Regions from separate parts of the Homo sapiens genome. Here region 1 is linked to region 2. Evidence: chromatin loops called from intact Hi-C (ENCODE). Cell type or tissue: PC-3. All regions are shown on one strand. Each heading gives the region's core, and the rest is flanking DNA. Links, peaks and the distances in the headings are about the cores only.

What was found. Hi-C counts contacts between places; a loop is a spot of excess contacts. Peaks named below come from ENCODE experiments on the same cell type or tissue, not always from the same donor. Only the 100,000 strongest peaks of a DNase experiment are listed, where the experiment ranks them.
Region 1: a loop joins it to region 2, with 6 times the contacts of the local background. A loop is called at or near these places in 3 of 110 quality-filtered maps.

The regions. Positions count from the first base shown.
Region 1 is chr2:71,739,976-71,745,346 of GRCh38, reverse strand. LOC124907827 (a long non-coding RNA gene) reads right to left here. Exons shown (of 2, transcript XR_007086966.1): 2 at 1,566-2,643. Among named protein-coding and RNA genes, the nearest start is that of DYSF, 280 kb to the right of the region's middle. In PC-3, for the core only: no CTCF peak of the experiment used is centred there; DNase peaks (open chromatin) are centred at 886 and 2,286; H3K27ac peaks cover 530 bases.
Region 2 is chr2:71,790,737-71,796,107 of GRCh38, reverse strand. No RefSeq gene overlaps it. Among named protein-coding and RNA genes, the nearest start is that of DYSF, 330 kb to the right of the region's middle. RefSeq lists enhancers at 1,179-1,790, 3,774-4,761. In PC-3, for the core only: no CTCF peak of the experiment used is centred there; DNase peaks (open chromatin) are centred at 2,467 and 2,737; H3K4me3 peaks cover 392 bases; H3K27ac peaks cover 865 bases.

The DNA of each region.
Region 1 (5,371 bases), core at 224-5,223, 51 kb after region 2:
AGGATCAGCGATGCACCTGGATGACCTGCTGACTTGAATAAGTCCCAAGAAGGTGATTCTAAGCCCTGGGATTCTGAGACCCAAACCTGTTATCACCAAGGCTGAGGTCTCTTTGTCCCTGCAATAGATTCTATGCCCCACATACTAGATGGGAGGCAGATAACTATCTGCAAAAATAAACAATAAACAGAACTGGAAAACAGTGAGGCTGGCAATACCTGGAGAGAGAGTTTGTAGGCAACACTGGCTGAATGAGAGGGAGCTTGAGCAGCCCAGGGCTCCTGAACATCAGGAGGAGGGGCAGTGGCAAGAGGAGACAGCTGAGGGAACTGCCGAGCATGAAAGGCTCACTAGTGAGCATGGACTGGGAGTCAGGAACCTGGGATTCTAGGGCTGCCTCTCACCAACACGGGGGACTGCAGGTCGAGCCCTTGCCTCCAAGGACCTCATCAGTACAGTGAAGATGTTGGTCCAAAGCACTCCTGTGACGCTTCTCAGGTCTGAGTGTCGCGATTTCATTCTGCTTCAATGCTCATGCTCTGTGATTGCAGTGCACATGGAAACACACCTGGGGGGATGCATTTCCAGCCTCGATATCTCAGAACCAGGACCCTGGAAACACAATAAATGTTCCTGACCTTCCTGCAGTGTCTGAAATGCCCAGCATAGATCAGGGTAGAAGAGTGAAGTTTCCCTAACAGCTGAGGTAGCAAAGATCAAACAGCTGACCCACGCACAGAGCTTCCATTAGTCCTCTGTGTGTAAGGCCAGTCATTAGTTAGGGCCAGAAGAAGGCAATGAAAATAGGGCACAGTTCAGAGCAGGGAAGCAGATGCAGCACACATTCCTGTCTGTGCCAAGAGCTGTCATGCAGGCAGGATTGATTCATCACTTCATTCATCTCTTCAGCCATTCATATCATTCACTCCTTGAGCTCTCCCCAGCTGTCATTTGCAGGCCAGGTTCTGTGCAGCCAGGAAGGATTAGATGAGTAAGATGGCCCCTGCCTGAAGGAGTGCATGGCCAGGGTGGGGACACAGATGAGTACGAGCAGTTAGGGGCCACCAAGGCTTCGGGAGGCTAAGGGAAGTGTCTGCATGGGCAGGGACTCTGAGGAAGGAGCATGCAGAAGGAGGCGCCAGCCCCTGGCCTTGAGCCGTGAACAAGAGAGAAGGAATAGCACCACCAGGCCTGCATTTGGGGTCTGAAGAGAGTGGACTTGAGCCAGAAGATCAGGGGAGGCCACCAAAGGGTTGGGAGTGCAATGTGCTCAGACCTATGCTATCGGGTGAAGGATGTCAGTGTCCTGAGCCAGGGCAGGGGTGGCAGGGGTGGGAGGGGTGGCAGGGGTGGGAGGGGTGGGGACCAAGGAAGAGAAGTTGGGGAGAGCAAAGGTCATTGCTGCAGGAAGTAGGGGTGATGTGGGGTATCAACCTAGACACACATTTTTCTGGCCTGAACAACTAGGGAGGTGGTGTTGACCACACACGAGTGGGTTTAGGGGGAGATGATGAGTTCAGCCTTCTCAGAACCACACACAGTTGTATTTTCTTCAAGCACAAAGGTTTTATCAACAGTCCACACGATTTATTGTTCCATCCATCTGCATCTATTATCCTTTAGATTCTGAGTCCTTTATAATCAGAGACAGAGAAGAGCACAGAGACAAGGGGAACAACCCAGAGGGAGAGACCAGCAGAGCCAACTTTTCTCTTCTCTTCTCTTTCCTTCTTCCCTTAGACCATGCCGCTCATGGCTGTGAGCTCATCCCATGGGCTTGCACGGTCCTGAGTCTACTCCCCCACCTCATTCTGACAGCGGTCCTGGAAGGTTTGTGAAATGGAGGCCTCAGGAGGAGTCGTAACTCGTCAGAGGTCACACTTCTCAGGCACTAAACGTTTCCTGATGTCAGTGGGGCCACCGAGACAGGCGGTTCTGCCTCCCCTGGTCGCCATCAAAAGTATCAGGGGCAGGGGATGGTGGAGTGGCCCCCAGGGCCTGGGAAACAGCAAGACTCCTCCTGGCCCATGGAACTGGGTGGCCAGGGGATGCCTCTGGTGGATGTAGCAGGGGTCTCCTCCCCACATGAAAGTTTGAGAATATGAAAAAAATGTCAGGTCTGAATTCCTGTGGAAGGGCCTCCTGACCTTCTCTACTGTGGTGTGGTTTGAGTTTCCTGGAAACCAAGCCCCCGACTAATGGTTCCACTCTCTTTTCTAATAAATACGTGGCCCTGGGCCCGGCTCCCTTCTCTGCTTTGTCATGAGGGACCCGTTATTTATGACTTGGAGATGAGTCACAGGCCTTGGCAAGGAGTTCACTGCTCTGGGCTCAGTGTATTTTTCCACTCAGTAGCAAGCGAAGGAGGGCGCTTGTAAATTCTCCTGTCGAAACGACTCCGTAGGTGTCTTCACAGGGATGCTCCTCCTAGCTTGGCCATAAATCTATTCCCTGTTGGACATTCCTGGTGGTCTTTCGTTGCTGCCCAGGAGAGTGGGTGGGGGCTCTTATGGACTCTGGACTCAGCTCCCATCCCAGCTCACAGGCCACACAAACAAAACTGCCATATCTTCTTTGGGGATTTTTCCAAGATACCTTGGGGCACAGTGAGTTGGGGAGATGGAGGGGTCAGGTCAGTGAGTCCTAGAGAAGAAAAAGGGTGGAACATGAGAAAAAAAGGCAACACGATATAGGGGCTTCTAGAACTCCCCATGACCCACAGAGCCCAGTCTGCATTCCCCAACTGGGCACTCCTGACTCTCTGTGTTAGGGCCAACCCTCACCTAGCCCAGGACTGTCCTGGACACCCTGTGTTTACTCCCTGCTTTGCTCCAGATCTTCTTCACACCTAAAATACCCTTCCCTCCCTCCCATCCACTCTCAGAGCCTCTACTCAAGGACTATGCTGTTATTCATCAGGCAGTGTTGTAGATAATTTCTTATTTCCTACTCATTTGTCTTATTTCCTCAAGTAGATTATGAGCTCCCGAGCAGGAAATCTCATGTCTCTTTTCATCAACTACATGATGACCACGGACTTTGGGGTGGGGGATTAGGGAAGAGGTGTCAAGAACTGTGAAGGAGCTCAGATTCTGTCCTTCTTGCAAGCCAGCAAGCTAGCTGCCACTGTTTCATGGATGCTGGCAGAAGACACAAGACTCCTGGGTCAGAGACAAAGGATAGTTCATTACTCACAAAAATAAGCAGTAACCAGAGAATCAACATTGGCACCAGTCCCGTGAATCCTAATTCCTACAGGGTAATGTAAAGAAGGCCAGGTGATGCCTGCACACACAGTGGGTTGCATTACAGGAGAGAAGGGATCTCTAGCTTAGGCATCCTGAATCTTTTATAATAGGCATAATAATGCCTAAATTTTGATCCAGAGGAAGGCCTTGTCTTTATTATATTGGATAGTAAACAAAGGTGTCCTTTGCTCCAGAGGGAGATACCTTTATCTTCTCAAACTATTAACTAAGCAAACAACCTTGAAAAGGTAGTCAGGAATAAAAGGAGCCTGTGCTTTTCCTGGCAAGATGTGCAGAAACATGACAGACCCATGGAAAACTGTCTCCCACAGGGCACTTCATTAATTTTTTTTATTCATCTCATAATGACCATCTCCAGCATTATCCAAAAACCTTGTCATAGCACACCAGCACAGTGATTCCTAACTCTGGATTGCACATCAGACTCTTGGTGAGGTTTAGGGCAAGGGTGGAGGATGTACCTTATTTGTAAAATCATATTGCAGCAAGCTCTCTTGGTCCCCTGTCCAAAGCCCCTCAATACTTCCTCCACAGACCAAAGACTGCCTGCTATACAAACCTGTGACTCTGCTTGTGCATGGGACAAGCCAGAACACTGGAGAATTAATGCTCCCAGAGGTAGCCCTCAGAAAAAGAAAGATGGGAAGATGGAAGATAAATATCCCAGCTTCCTTCCTCCTGGCTTGGAAAACTCTGTCTTCCATAGTTTCCCATAGATGGAGCCCCAGTTGCCCACATTGATAGCTACTTGATAATACTCCTTTTATCGGCTTCTTCTCTTCTTTGTCTCTCTTCTTCCCTCCCCCCGGTGCTTTGGGGGTTACTTTCCTGCTTGCATTTAAATCCTTGTCTCAGTGACTATTTCTAGGGATCCCACCTAAGATACTTAACTAGCATCATGATGCGCTATGTTTGAAAATGGATTTTACATTTCAGTCTTTAATCCATATTGAGTTGATTTTTGTATATGGTGTAAGGAAGAGGTACAGGTTCAATTTTCTGCATATGGCTAGCGAGTGTTTTCAGCACCATTTATTAAATAGGGAATCCTCTCCCCATTACTTGTTTTTGTCAGGTTTGTCGAAGATCAGATGGTTGTAGGTGTGAAGTCTTATTTCTGAGATCTCTATTCTGTTCCATTGGTCTATATGTCTGTTTTTGTACCAATAGCATGCTGTTTTGGTTACCGTACCTTTGTCGTATAGTTTGAAGTCAGGTAGTATGATGCCTCCATCTTTGTTCTTTCTGCTTAGGATTGTCTTGGCTACTCAGGCTCTTTTTTGCTTCCATATGAATTTTTAAATACTTTTTTTCTAATTCCGTGAAGAATGTCAATGGTCATTTAATGTGAATATCATTGAATCTATAAATTGCTTTAGGCAGTATGGCCATTTTCACTATATTGATTCTTCCTATCCATGAGCATGAAATGTTTTTCCATTTGTTTGTGTCATCTCTGATTTCCTTGAGCAGTGCTTTGTAGTTCTCTTTGAAAAGGTCCTTCATTTCCCTTGTTAGCTGTGTGCTTAGGTGTGTGTGTGGCAATTATGAATGGGAGTTCATTCATGATTTGGCTCTCGGCTTGCATGTTGTTGGTGTATAGGAATGCCAGTGATTTCTGCACATTGATTTTGTATCCTGAGACTTTGCTGAAGTTGTTTATCAGCTTAAGAAACTTTTGGGCTGAGACAATGGGATTTTCTAAATATAGGATCATGTAATCTACAAACAAAGATAGTTTGATTTCCTTTCTTCCTGTGTGAATACCATTTATTTCTTTCTCACCTGGTTGCCCTGGCCAGAACTTCCAATACTATGTTGAATAGGAGTGGTGACAGATGGCATCCTTGCCTTATGCCTATTTTCAAGGGGAATGCTTCCAGCTTTTGCCCATTCAGTATGATATTGGCTGTGGGTTTGTCATATATGGCTTTTATTATTTTGAGGTCTGTTCCTTCAATACCTAGTTTATTGGGAGTTTTTAATATGAAGGGATGTTGAATTTTACCAAAGGCCTTTTTTGCATCTATTGAAATAATCATGTGGTTTTTGTCTTTAGTTCTGTTTATGTGATGAATCAAAACCCTAGAAGAAAATCCAAG
Region 2 (5,371 bases), core at 108-5,107:
GGGGGATTTGTGCGCTGTTCGTCAATAATGCTAACATCAGTTTAAACAATAGCTAAAGCAAGGGACTACAGGGTGTAGTGACCTTTACCTGTGGAGTCCCCTTCTCAGGTAACTGTGCTTCCAAAACCCTTGGGGCCTGTCTCCCTTCCCCCAGCACAGCCTGCCAGCAGGAGATTTCTGAGATGAGCCTCCCAGCCCTCAGTGGGCTCCCTCTCCTAAAGGTTTCAGCACATGGGCACAGGCTCTCCCTCTGAGAAAGGTGTGTGGCAGTGACTTCCTGCCACAGGTGTGAACCAGCTGCCTGGCCTTGCCACCTGCTTCTCACCCCAGTCCCCTGGGCTGCCACAAATACCCTTACACCCAGGGGGTTCCTCCTGGAGGGCACAGCCTCAGGAGTTTTTCTCCTGGGGTGGGGCAGATGTCCCCCAGCTTGTCTGGGGCAGCTCAAGACTTAGTCACTGCCCACCAAGCAGAATCTGTTCAGCTTCTCAAATGTGTCCCCTTCAGAGTGGGTGATAGAGGCCCAGACCTTGGCACATGTGCCACTGGTCACCAGACAAGGGCAGAGCAGGCCGAGACCAGGGAAGGGCTCAGGACAGACTCCCAAAGCAGAGAGCATCACTTTCTGGCTTTCCAGGGTCTGTCCACCCTGTCATGCAAACTGTGGCTTCAGAAAAACCAAGACTAGTGCCTGGCATGCAAGTAACAGCTGAGCTTACGGGAGAAAGGTGAGGGTTGGGCTCAGCCAGCACCCCTGAAAATGCAGTTCTGTTGAGCTCATTTAGCACTGAACAAGCTCCTGCTGTTACCCACACTCCGGGCACTGGGTTACAAAGCAAATTCTTTGTATTCTCTACTCTCAGGAGGCTCACAGTCTAGTTGCAGAGAAAAACAAGAAAAGAGCTATTTCAAAAGAGGTGAGTACAGTGACAGGAGAGCACTCTGGAGCTGAGGGCTTGCAGAGGGGCCCCTGCTCAAGAATGGGAGGCTGGGCTGTCCACTGGATGCTCTCTGTTGGTTCTCAATCCATACTCTCCCACCCCCCACCTTCCCAGCACCCCCTTCTCTCATCTTTTTTCAAGCTTCCCTTCTGCCCCTGATGATGTCTTCCTCTGGAAAAGCCCTCAGGGCTAAAGAAAGGGTATGGCCCATCCCCAGGGACATGATGGAGAGCCCTTCCCAAGGGAGAAGAGACCAACCCTGTAGACCCTTGGTCCGGAGGGGGTCCCCTCTGAAGGAAGTTCGCAGTCCTCTGAGCTTCCCCATGCTCAGCGCCTCCTCTGCCCCAGGCCTGCCTGGCTCCATGGGGAGGGATCTGAAGGGCCCCTTGCACCCGCACCAGGAGCCCCTCTGGGAAGGCCCAGCTTCTGCTGGGGCATTTCAGTGGTGCAAACCTCTGCCTCTGGAGACATCCAGAAGCCACTTTTTGACAGCTTTGAAGGAGCAGAAGTGATTCCCTGCCCTATACGGGGGAGCATCAGCCTCCTTGAATCCTCCAGACTCGAGTCCCAGGCCTGGGTTCTAAGGCCTCATAGAAAAAGTCTTGAAGAACACAGCTAACATGGCTGCAGCTACCTCAGGACCAGGTTACCCAGCAGACCCCTTCCCAAGTGGCTTGCCCCTCCCCACTCTGGCCCTGCAGCCTCAGGGGCCTCCCATTCTTCTGCCCAACTTCCCCCTCACCTCCACCCAGGACTTCTCACTGCCCTGAAACCTAATGCTTGGCGTCTCCTTCACTCTGGCCCAGACAAATCATCTGCTGTAGCCCCAGATCACAGAGCTCCTGAGTGTCAGCCTGGGTGACAGCAGAGGCCCCTGTCTTTAGCATAAGCATCAGATCCCTCAACTTGTCTCACTCTGTCACTATGTTGAATTTACCGGAGACATGGAGCACCCCTGTGGCTCTACCTGTAGATAGGACCCTTTCTTTCCCCACTCAAACTGTCTCACAGAGTCAGCTGCAGAGAGGCTCAGCCTCCCAGGCACATTGATGAATTGCACTGGGATGGCCACCACCTGCCTCCTCCCATGCTTTCACGGGCCTTGCTTTTTTTCCCTCTCTCTGCACACTGTGCCTGTAGACTGGATGCTGGGTGTGGGGCTGGGCTTCCAGCTGTCCCTCCCAAGTCTAGGAAGAAGAAGCAAGGTGGGAGGCAGGGGTGGAGGTTTGAGAAATGGAGGCAGAGGGAAGGGAGATGGAAGAAAGGAAATTTGGGCCAATGGATGGGAGGCATGGAGGGGGAATCTGGAGGGCTTGTGTCAGGTGGAGGGGGTTGGCATGATATCAGGGAGCTTGAATGGAGGAAGCAGGGGTCAGAGAGGTGGGAGCAGGGGAGAGGAGATGGGGAACCACAGCAATGGCAGGAGCTGGGAGCTGCTGCGTTGGAGGTTTCCTTACTGTCTGAGTGTTTGCCATGGAATTTCCCAGCCTAATAAAGAAGAATTTAAATAGACCACAACTTGCTTAATGTTGACTGTGTAAATAATCCAAATCCCCAGTTCCCTTTGTTCCACAGGCTATTTGTGTCAAGAAAGAAAGGGGTGGGGGGGAATCCAACAGAAGCCGCTGTCCCAGATAGCGAGAGTTGGGGACTCTCTGTTCTCCTCCATCAGGGCCCCAGGGAGCAAGGGTTGAGGCCTGGGACAGGGAGACTTGGGTTTCCCAGCCAAGCCTTCCATTTGTGAGCCCACATACGCAAGCACGTAATCCCCACACTGACTCACGTGCATACATGTACAGTGCGTATGTGTATGCACAGCACATTTTCCCTATACTGACTCATGTGCATGGATGTATATACATACACACAATTGCCCATGCAGGCTGACTCGTGTGCAGACAGGAAAACATGCAAGTGTGTACACACTCAAACACAAGGAATCTCAGGAAGGGTCAGCTGAAGGGGCCAGGCACAAGGTCTTAGCATGGGTCAGGTCTCAGCCACTTCCCTCCACCCCGTTCTACCTCTGAGCAACCCTGTGGCAAGGCCCTGGCTTACATGGCTCAGGAATGGGATCCTGTTGGGTGGGTAGCAGAATGGCTTTGGTCACACTAAGTCACATCTAAAGAGGGTTCCTGTTGGAGGAACAGCATGAAAACCAAGTTCAGAGTTGTTCTCCAATCCCCACTCTTGGCCAATGACACATCCCCTCCTCCCACAAGACCCGTGTACCACCACACTCAGCTATGCTGAGGACTCGGAAGAGAGGGAGAAGAAACAACCTTCCCTCAAGCTTGGGAACCGAGCACGGCAGTTTCTAGCCCCTTATTCATAGGCATGGCATAGGCAATTGAGATATATCACCACCCAGTCCGAGGTATCCGAGAGAGAGAGGAAGGAAGAGAAGGAAGGGAGAGAGAGAAGGAGAGAGCTAAGAGGACAGGAGTGGAGAAGGAGATGACAGGAGAAGAGAGGCAAGGGGAGGGGAAGATGACCAGTGTCATTTCATTCTTGCGTGTGTGCCCAAGCAAACTCACACACACATCACACAGAGCAGGGAGAATAAGGTCTGGCAGTGGGGAAGGGGCTAGCCATGCACGTATTCCCAGGTTAAAAATCCCTGCCCCAGTCCTAATTCTGCTTGGTGCCTGAGCCCTGGGTCTTTCCTAGCCACCTAAACCATGCTCCCACCCACTTCACTGCTACTCCTGCTCACAAGGGCATGGCTCAGACTGAAACAGTTATTTCTGTGCTCAGCCTCAAACTCTGGAAGGCCCAACAGAGGTCCCAAGAAATCAGTGGCAGGGGCTGGCTGAAGACCAAGCCCAGACTATAGAAACCTTGTAGGGGTGCGATCAGGGCTCCTATCCCAGGAAGTCACAATGTAATTACATCCTGAGAATACAAGAACAACCAGTGAGTTAAGAGTAACCACTCCAGATAACCCAGGAGGTATCAATCACCAGCGGCTGCCTTATTTCCACGAAGCCCCCAGTCCACTTTCTCTGCTCCCCCTTTAGGGCAGGGCCTCCAAGGATGGAAGAGCAGGCGACTGGTGCCTCCTTTTCTGGGTGGGCTGGGGGCTCCAGGCTCGGCACTGGGGCAGATGGTGTGCATCTCTCAGGCTGCCTGGGAAATGGACGGAAGTGGGGCTGTTCACACGCCCAGAATCTCTGGGCTGTCACCAGGTCCCCTTGATCCTCTTTCCAAGAAGGAAGAGGGGAAAATGTATCTTTCCAGGCCCTAATCCTCTCCACATGGGTGGGCACTGGAGCCGCCAGGGCCCCGCTGCAACACGCAGGCCTGCAGGAACACCAACGCCACTGCACGGGGAGGACCCTGCCCCCAGGCCCTGCAGGTATGTGATTGTAGAAGCCTCTGCCTCCCCAGCATTTTTTACACAGCCTCCACACTGCCCAACTCCTACCCCAGGCTAGCCTCTGCCTGGTATCCCCTTGCATGCTTCACATCAAAGGGAAACTGAGTCAGCACCACCCGATGGACACCTGGGTGGAAGAAGCCAGGCAAGGAGTCTGGCCTGAGCTGAGGCAGCCGTCTGAACCTGAAGCCCTCACAAGGGCATAACAGGCAAAGACGTCCAGGAAACCTGCCCGGGAGTTGGGGACCAACTCCTGCAGATCGCTGCAGTGCATCAAGAGGGGCTTATCTGCCTCCCTGTACACTAGGAGCAGGACCCTAAGCAGCTGTCCTCTCATCATTGAGCAACCCCCAGGGCTAGTTCCCCAAAGGGGGCCCAGGCTGGTGCAAATAAAAGGAAGGTACTAGAAATGCCCCAGGATGGAGCCCTTTGGGCCAGCAAGGGGAGCTAGGGGACCCTTGGGAGGAAGGTCTGTGTATGGAGACCCTTGTCCAAACCACCCCTGAAGCCCTCCCAGCCAGGATCCCATGAAAGGCCAGCTTGCACAGCAGTGTTACAGCTCTTTCTTGCTATAGCAAGATGGACCCCCCAGCCATCTCCACAGGCTGCAGGATCCAAGGCATGGCTCATGTAACAGTTGATCTGGGCCATATGGAACCCAACTCCCAAGTTCCCACGACCTGGGCATTAGTGACCTCCACGTTTAACATCTCATCTGAGGACACAGAACCAGCATGATAAGCACAGGCATGCGTGGACAGCAGATATGGGCTATATCCACGGCTGCAGCCCCCCGCAGCCCACATCCTGGTCCTCTAGCTTGCTCTTGCTCTGGGCCTACCAGGGATGCCAGGCTGCCTTGCCCTCTCCAGCCACCATGACCACACAGCCTGGACCCTGCAGGCAGAGAGGCTGCCAGGAGGCCTGGAGGCCAGGATGGCCTGGCCCTGCTTTGATCTTGGGCATCAAAGGCCAGGAAATGCAATCAGCTCTGAGGAGCACTCGCTGTCTGGTCGTCCCCAGCAGGCACAGGCCCAGAGCCCTCCCCGTC